3 separate regions of the Mus musculus genome follow, and regions 2 and 3 are each linked to region 1. Evidence: chromatin contacts called from ENCODE Hi-C or POLR2A ChIA-PET data. All regions are on one chromosome and are shown on one strand. Each heading gives the region's core, a stretch centred on a gene start or an enhancer-like site at or near the end of the contact. The rest is flanking DNA. Distances are from core to core; before and after follow the strand shown.

The links. Hi-C counts contacts between places; a loop is a spot of excess contacts on that map. ChIA-PET counts read pairs that join two places held with the same protein, here RNA polymerase II (POLR2A).
Region 2: POLR2A ChIA-PET joins it to region 1 with 19 read pairs in embryonic stem cell. The contact joins the promoter of Slco4a1 here to the promoter of Rps21 in region 1. POLR2A ChIA-PET finds 5 or more read pairs at or near these places in 3 of 5 experiments (Patski and embryonic stem cell).
Region 3: POLR2A ChIA-PET joins it to region 1 with 21 read pairs in embryonic stem cell. The contact joins the promoter of Lsm14b here to the promoter of Rps21 in region 1. A Hi-C loop is called at or near these places in 1 of 37 maps with a recorded cell type or tissue (T-helper 1 cell). POLR2A ChIA-PET finds 5 or more read pairs at or near these places in 3 of 5 experiments (Patski and embryonic stem cell).

Annotation. Positions count from the first base shown.
Region 1 is chr2:180,256,003-180,258,702 of GRCm38, reverse strand. It overlaps Rps21 (ribosomal protein S21), which reads right to left and starts at 1,324. Exons shown (of 6, transcript NM_025587.2): 1 at 1,256-1,324; 2 at 1,020-1,082; 3 at 852-915; 4 at 646-717; 5 at 418-473; 6 at 259-325. The coding sequence starts at 1,069. The coding sequence ends at 316. It overlaps Cables2 (CDK5 and Abl enzyme substrate 2), which reads left to right. Exons shown (of 10, transcript NM_145851.2): 10 at 1-164. Mir3091 (microRNA 3091) reads right to left here and starts at 1,167; the gene lies at 1,092-1,167.
Region 2 is chr2:180,454,888-180,457,587 of GRCm38, reverse strand. Slco4a1 (solute carrier organic anion transporter family, member 4a1) reads right to left here and starts at 1,343. Exons shown (of 12, transcript NM_001355218.1): 1 at 1,215-1,343.
Region 3 is chr2:180,023,612-180,026,311 of GRCm38, reverse strand. Lsm14b (LSM family member 14B) reads right to left here and starts at 1,325. Exons shown (of 10, transcript NM_001372364.1): 1 at 1,000-1,325. The coding sequence starts at 1,126.

The DNA.
Region 1 (2,700 bases), core at 75-2,574:
TGTCCAGCTGGACTGTGACCCAATGCCACAGACCTGGTGCTGCACCCGCAGCGCTCAACAGGACACAGCTGTGTCAGACCTCAGAATGTGGTGTATGTCCAGTAGGTTATGAATGGAAGGTGTTAAAATGTTTTTGTTAAAGTAAAACTGGTTTTTGCAACATACTTCCTTGCTTGTCTCCTTTCAGGTAAGTGTGCGGCCCTTTTCTGGTCACAATAAAAACACCAGCCCTACATAGTAAAAACAGCAAAAGCAGACTTAACTGTCACAGGTACTTAAAACTTTTATTTGTAACAAATTCCCGATTTCTTCTGCTCAAAAGTTCCTAACAAAGGGGAAAAAGTAGTATTAAAAGCTGTATCTCTTGGGAAGTCCCAAGCCACTCAACCCCAATGTGAGATTGTCCCCCACACTTACTTTGAGACAATTCCATCAGCCTTAGCCAATCGGAGAATAGAATCATCTGACTCGCCCTTTAAAATTAAAAATAAATACCTGAGTATCCACACAGAGCTGGCTCCCTGCTTAGCAGGCAGAGCATGCACTATTAAGCCCAAAACCATTCCCACAGGAAGAAAAGGACACCACCATCAGAGCTCAGATGTCACATGAACAGTACAAGGCAGACCAGGTGGTAGAACTCACCATCCTGCGAATGGCCCCGCAGATGCCATAGGTTTTAAACTGGCCATTAAACCGGCCTGTGGTCCTATCAACCTGGGTTAAAAAAAAAAAAAAAGAGGTTGGAAGATTCGACCTCACCCCGATGTTAGTAAACACACCAAGAGCCAGGCTGAGGCCTGAGGGCCTCGTAATTCCTTCCCTCAGGAACCGTCAGGTTCCCAGCTCACCTCGGCCACGTTCATCTGGATGGACGCGTGGTCCTTGGCAGCAATGATGCGGTTGCTTGCGGAGCTGGGTAAAGAGATGCACAGTGCGTTTAATAGGTCGCAAAAGAACAGTGGATGAATGGGAGCGGGGAAAGCGGGCGCGAGAATGACGGGCCCGCAGATGCTCACCATTTCCGCGGCACGTACAGGTCCACAAACTCGCCGGCGTCGTTCTGCATCCTGAGGCCGTCCCTGCAGAGTTACCACGCAGGTCTTGAGACTGGTCAGGCCCGCACTCCGAGTCTGCGGGCCCAACCAGACCCATGGCCCGCAAGCACTCTCGGCCATGTGACCGCGACCTCCCCAACTGCGCCCAGCCCGGCCCAGCCCGGCCCCGCTCGCACACAGCCCGCACCGAGGCCTACCTGCTCACTTGTCCAGCGAGAGCGCAGAAAGGAAGTAGCTCGTGCCTCCGCAGCACTATTGGGCAGGAGGGCGGGTCCTCGGTAAGTGCTTCCGGGTCAGGGTACTCGTATCCACCATACCGGAGGCCTGTTTGTGTGTTTTAACTTCCGCTTCCGGTGCAAAGAAAGCCTGGCTCTTTCCGCACAAAGCACAGGCATCGGTCCCTGTCTCCGCCTCCAGCCAAGACATGCCTTCTTCCTCAGGCCCCGCCTCCATTGCGGAGTCCAGCCCCTCCGTCCTCCGCTGGAGAGGTTGGACTTGGCTTGTCTTCCAGCCGCCCTCGAGGCTAGCTTGTCAGAGGGAGCCCAGCCGCTGCTGGATCCCTGACTCCACCGACCTGAGGCGCCGCCAGAGCCTGGGAGGGGAACGAGCGTGGCGGAGGGAGGCGGGAACGGGAAGACCAATCCTCCGAAGAGGAAACTGAGGTTGGATCAAATGAGCTGGACCGCTGGCTTTCCGCTGCACATTCATTCTCTTCAAGAACCCCCTACTCACCCTGCGTCCTTGCCATCCTGCCCCTCCTCGCCCCAGGCCCTGCCCTACTCCTCTGGCTCCAGCCGCCACCCGGTCCACACGCCTAGGGAAGTGAGTCTGGCCTGAGAGTGCACGCCTTTAATCTCAGCATTCGGGATGCCGAGGCAGGTGGATTATCTATTTGAGGCCACTCTGGACTACACTGAGTTCCCGTCTCGAAAAAGGAAAGTTCCCAGACCACAGTCACCATAATGCTCAGTAAGCCTCTTTGTTTACGAGGTCAGAGAGCAGCCCGGACACAAGACTGCCCACGCTGTTGACGACTCTCCTGAGATTACATTTCTCCGTGAGTGAATCCACTGCTCACTCATCTGTAGAACTTTATGCCTGATATCTCTCTGGGACTGGAGCTGCAGTCTGGAGCTGGGACATACACCCAGTTACATGGTCTTGGGGAGAACCTCCCTGCCATGTGCACACTGACTGGTGATCACCTTCCAAGACTGTCTGTCACGGGGTCTGGTGAAACCGAGGCTACACTTTCCTCCTCACACCTGGAAACCAGTAGTCATGTATGCATTAAGAGTTCCCGCGCAGGGCGTGGTGGCGCACGCCTTTAATCCCAGCACTCGGGAGGCAGAGGCAGGCAGATTTCTGAGTTCCAGGCCAGCCTGGTCTACACAGTGAGCTCCAGGACAGCCAGGGCTACACAGAGAAACCCTGTTTTGAAAAAAATAATAAATTCCCGCGCAGCAGGGGTTATCTTTCAGATTAGGCACAGACACCTTACCCAAGCACCTGTTTTCACAGAGAGCTCCTTTAAATGGGGGTGGGGAAGAGGAGTTAAAGTGGCTGTTTTCTACTTGGTCAGAAAAACACAAGCAAATGACCTTGCAGGTGTAACTTTTAATAAGAGAAAAGGGGGGTTCCA
Region 2 (2,700 bases), core at 94-2,593, 200 kb before region 1:
CTCCCCTGTGTCATTTCTAGGCAAGCCAAACATCCCGGTGCCCCAGGCTGCTCCTCTGTGCAAGGGGACTTTAAAATGCTGCCTGGGACTGCTCTTATCCAAAGCCCTCTCCAAGCCAGCAAATGCCAGGCTCAGCAAACAGCGCCTGCTGTCCCCATTACCACAGCTAAGATTTATAAATAATTCGGCTAAACACCAGGTGTTCTCTTCCCTGCCGTCCACCTGCCCCAAGCTGCTTTAACAACAGCTGACTAGACAGCTACCTTGGTTTACTAAACTACAAAACAAAACAAAACAAAACAAACAAACAAACAAAAAACACTGCCCTGAAGTTGGGATAGTTCCATCACAAATGGGCAGTTTCAACACCTTGGGACAGAAACACCCCAAGGCCATGTCTGGGGGAGGCCAGCAATCCTCATCACGCTAAACTCAAGCCACTGCGCCTGGGGCCCCAAGCTATAAGGTGCGACTATGTGTCTCTATCTCATTTTTCCTACAGATGCTCACCTCTCCTGTGAAGGAGGTACCCTGCCTTGAGTTCCCGGGTTTGGAGCTAAGCGTGCCAATCAGGCAGCAAAGCGACCCGAACTCTCGTTGGCGTACACACGCGTCCGGGGGCATCGGAGAGCTGCGTGAAGGTACCGGGCCTCAGGGACCCGGGCATCCGCGCTCCTCGTAGGGACAAAGCCCGCCACTAGTGAGCAACTTCCGTGCTCCACGTTTCCCTCGGTCTTAGCAACAACCACCACAGCCACTGGATCTGTCGCTGAACAGACCCGCAGAGGCTCGCACCTGCGTATACTAGCAAACCTTTAACCTGGGCCGACAGCTCTAGCGGTCCCCCCCCCCCCCTCACGCTTTCCTGCGCCCCAAGTCCACTCCCATCTTCCCTCTCGCTCTAGCGCAGCGGCTCTGCCTTCCCCCACCCCACTGCAGACTTGCAGCTTCCCTCATGTGCAGTGAGAAGGGGTGAATTCTGCATCCGGCTCCCTTGAGCCCACTCTGTCCCCGCATTGGTTCCCCGGGATGTGTCTTCAGACAACGCACCCGGGGCTCCGCCGCGCTTTAGTCCAGCCTCCGCAAACACCTGCCGCGCTCCTGACGTCAGCAGGTCGGAGTCTGGCATACCTAGGAGGCATCTAGTACGGAGCCAGACCCTGTCCCCATCCTGGTCCGAGACCTCAAAGCAGTCCAGATCCCAGAGCACTCACCTTCCCACGAACCCGGCTGCCGCGCTGCGCCCTGCGCTCTGGACTACGCGCGCAGCCCACTCCCGCTTCATTCATCGCCCAAGCCGCTCCCGCAGGGATGGGGGTAGTGGCCTCACCACCGCCACCAATGGCAGCGAGGCTCGGGCGGGCCGGGGCCAGAGGTGACAGTAGCGAGGGCGCGCCGGGGCGGGGCCGAGCGGAGGGGCGGAACTTGGGCGGGTCAGGGACAGCACAGAGAGCGGGACTTAGCTAGTGCTTTGCACGCGGTGATTTCTTTCTGTTGGGGGACACTCTGGAGGTTGCAGGCTAGGAAAATATGGCTCAAGTCTCACTGCGTCGTAGATGCCACCTGCTCAAGCGTGGAACCGAGGCGTTGGAGGGCGCGAGTAGCGATCCCCTCAGGCGTGGGGTACAGCTCCAGCCCGGCAAAGGGATCTCTCCACTCTCTGCTCAGGTCAACCAGTGAGTTCAGTGCAACGGGGCGCTGGGCCAAACCACACCCTCACCGGAGGAGCCCACAGGGTTCCAGTTCCGGGTACTCTTGACCTGAGATGGAGAGAGAATATACCAGTCACCTTCAAATTGAGGCGTTCTCTGCTGTGCGACCTTGAACATATTTCTGAACCCCTCTGGGCCAGTTTTCGCATCTGTAAAACTAAGATAATTAGCCATACGAGTGTGATGGCTACTGCTTGTAAGCCTGTGGGTATTCGGAAGGCTGGGGCAGAAGAAGGGTCCCACTTTCATAGTTCTAGGCCAGCCTGGGCTACAAAAGAAACCCAGTCTCAGAAAATCAAGCAAACAACCTTTTTTATTTTTTATTTTTCTTTTTTTTTTTAATTTTATGATTCCAACACATCACTGAAGGAAATGGAAAACAGTAGCTGGTCTGAATTTAGCCAAGTAACAGCCGACAGCCACTAGCCATTAACATCATACCACTGACAATCAACAGCCGATGGCAGAAACTCTCCATATATGTCTCCCTTTGGGGTGTATTACATTTAATTGAAAATACATGTGAGCCAGGTGTGGCGATGTTCACCGATAATCCTATACATACATGGGGCTGATGCAGGAGAATCTTTAGTGGGAGAGCCACACTGGGCTACCTAATAAAATCCTGTCTGGATTTAAAAATAAAAATAAAACAAAACAAAACCAAGAACAACAACCAAAGCAAAACAATAGAAACAAAATAACCTTCCCCAACTCTCCAAGGCATCCAGAGTTTATAATCTGGACAGGGGAAGTAAAGGCAGAAGGAATCAGAGTCTGTGATCAGCTTGGGCTACACAAAAGTAAAGTTAGTGTGGACCCTGCTGTCAGCTCATGAGGACATCACTAGTCACAGGGTGCCTGGGGACAGACCCTCCATGCAGCCTCGGGAGCTAAGGCAGGGCTCTTCCTTTATGTCTAGAGAAGAGACTGGCTGCTGAGCTTAGTTCTTCCAGCCTGACTTGTTATTTATCAGCATGTCTTCCCG
Region 3 (2,700 bases), core at 76-2,575, 230 kb after region 1:
GGAGATTTTCTGAGGCAAGCACGAAATCTCCCTAGCCCTGGTACAAAGAACAGGCCATGGTTGCTGCAGAAACAAAGGGAACAAATCTCCAAACTCAGACCCCCAACATTAGTTTCTATGTTCATAAGGAAATCCTGGACCCAACGGACCCTCGACAGGATGGATCTAGGAAGGCTAGCACACCTCTCTTTGGCAAGACTCCTGGGCTGAGCTGAATCTGGTGGCAGGCTTTAAGTAGCAAACTCCTATTGTGGACAGGGGCCTACTCTGGGTCTGGTTCTCCAACAGGGGATCTCACGTCAAGTGCAGCATGAAGAGTTCAAGAGAACAAAAAGCCGGAACCCTGAGCCCTTCACTGCAGCACCAGTCTGGGTCTGTGCGCCTCGCTTCAAATAGGAGGTATGGCTAGGGTTTAGGAGAATGGCCCAGGACTGCAGCATGCTGGCTTCAGATTGGCCTCGAACCTCCCATCTGCACCCTCGAGGGTCTAACACGTTAACCCCGGGCGGGCTGCGGCGCTCACGCTTCTGGAGAGCCGAAGGAAACAAGCGCCCCATTTAACGCGGAGAAAGAAGACAAAGAAGCTCTGGGCCCTCACGCTGCCGCGACTAGCGCACCGACTCTGGACTTCTCTCATCAAACCAACCCCTCAAGTGGACAGGGTCGGGAGAGTTCAGAGCAGGACAGCCGCAGTTCAACCGACGCCCTAGCTCGGCGAGAGGCTGCACCGCGACTCGACGGGCGGTGGCTACCAAGGGGTTCCAAGGAGAGCGCGCCGGACCCGGGCCCCCCGCCTCGGCGCGCGTCTCGCCCCGCGAGGGCGTCTCGCAGGTGGGGAGGTCCACGGCTTCAAAGCCGCCCCACCCCCCGACACCGGCAGGATCCTGGTCCGCTCCTCCCACAGCCCCCGCCGAAGCGGGGAACACCATTGTGCGGGCAGGCGCGGGGCGGCGAGCTGTTGGGGCGTCAGTTGGGCGCGCGGCGGCGGCGGGCCGCTACCTTTGGCGAGCGCCACGGTGGAGTTGTCGGTGTCGATGGTGTAGAGGATGCCCTCATAGCGGATCTGCGCCTTGGAGATGAGGCTGATCTTGCTGCCCAGATACGGGGTGCCGGACGAGCCGCTCATGGCGGCGGCCGGGGCGCGCAGGGCGCGGGGGACCAGCGCCGGGCCCCGCCCGCTCCGCTGCCGCGCGGTGGCCTGGCCTCCCACTCCTGCGCAGCTCCGCGCCGCCGCCTCCGAGGCGCCTCCTGCCGCGCCTAGGGGCCTGCGGGCCACGAGCGAACCGGAGAGGGAGCAGAGCGAGGCGCTTAGCCCGAGTCTGAAGGGAGCGGGGGAGGAGCGCCGCCGCAGCCACATCCGGGGCCTCCCGCCACCGCGCGCCGCCCCCGTACGCTCGCAGCCTATTGGCTCCTCGCTGCCGGCTCCCTTTAAATATGGCCGCGCCGCAGGCGGTGGGCGGGGCCGCGCCTGCGCATTTGGAAGCTGCCGGCCGGGGACCTGCCTCTCCGGGTCTTCCCAGCCGGTTCCCGGCGGGCCTCGCTCACCGCTTCGGGGCCTGAGACTGAGCGGGCGGGGCGAAGCGCGCGTGCGCGGGGCAGGCGGGAGGCCACTGTTTGCAAACTCGGGGGCGGGGCGGGGGCTGGACCTGGAAGAGCGCCAGGCTCCTCCCTCCGCGCGTGCCGCTGGCACCCTTCTGGCCCAGGTGTTAATAGGGCGGAGTTGTCAGTCTTCCTTTCTTGTTTGTTGGAGCTGGACCCCGACAGCGCCGGGCCAGGTGCGTCTTCAGTCCCGCTTGCTCCCCGGGGCTAAGGAACCGGCAGGCGGGTGCTGCTCAGTTCTGCAGCGCTCACGGCGGGGGCGACCCTGAAATAGAAAGTGCAGGGGGAGCTCGGGGCAGCCCTGCGCTCCCAAGCCTGATATCCCTAAAATAAGCCCTGACTGTTTTGGGTGACTCCCGCCCGCGTGCGCGCGTCCTCAGACTGCGGCCCAAAGCCCAGCCCGCAGTATAAAATTGGGAGATTTCCCCCTAAATCGCTTCCCATTCTTGCGTTGCTGACTCCGCATCATGCATAGCGGGTAACTTTGTATGTATGAGCGCATGCTAATTTACAGTTAGTCTCCACCATCAGATTAGAGCCCAATATTAGTTACTATGAGAAATTTGGTGGCGATTGGCATTTTATAAACGTGAAATAGAATGAAAGAGGAGATAAGGGAACATCCCATATAGTGAAAACAAGTACTGTTTTGTGAAACAATTTCTCTTAAATGTGAGCCATAAAACGTACTTCTTACTGTAGTGACATCAACTTACCACCACTGCCGGAGGATGCTGGGAATAGTTGTGAACAATTTTAAATTTTAATATTTTCTTATTCGGTGCATGTGCATGTGTGTCCGTGTGTGCATATGTCACAACATGTGTAGAGGCCAGAGGACAGTTAGGAGTTCTCTGCTTCCTGGAAGCATATGGGTCCCGGAAATGGGTATTCAGGGGGTCACACTTAGCAGCAAATGCATTTACCCGCTGAGCCATCTTGCTGAGCCTGTTTTTTGTTTTGTTTTTTTGTTTTTTGTTTTCTTTTAGTTTTAGTTTTAGTTGTGACAGGGGTCTGTCTTACTCTTAGCTCAGGTTGGCGGGGAACTGACTGTGCAGCCCAAACTGGTCTCTAACCTCCTGCCTCAGTCTTCTGATGTGC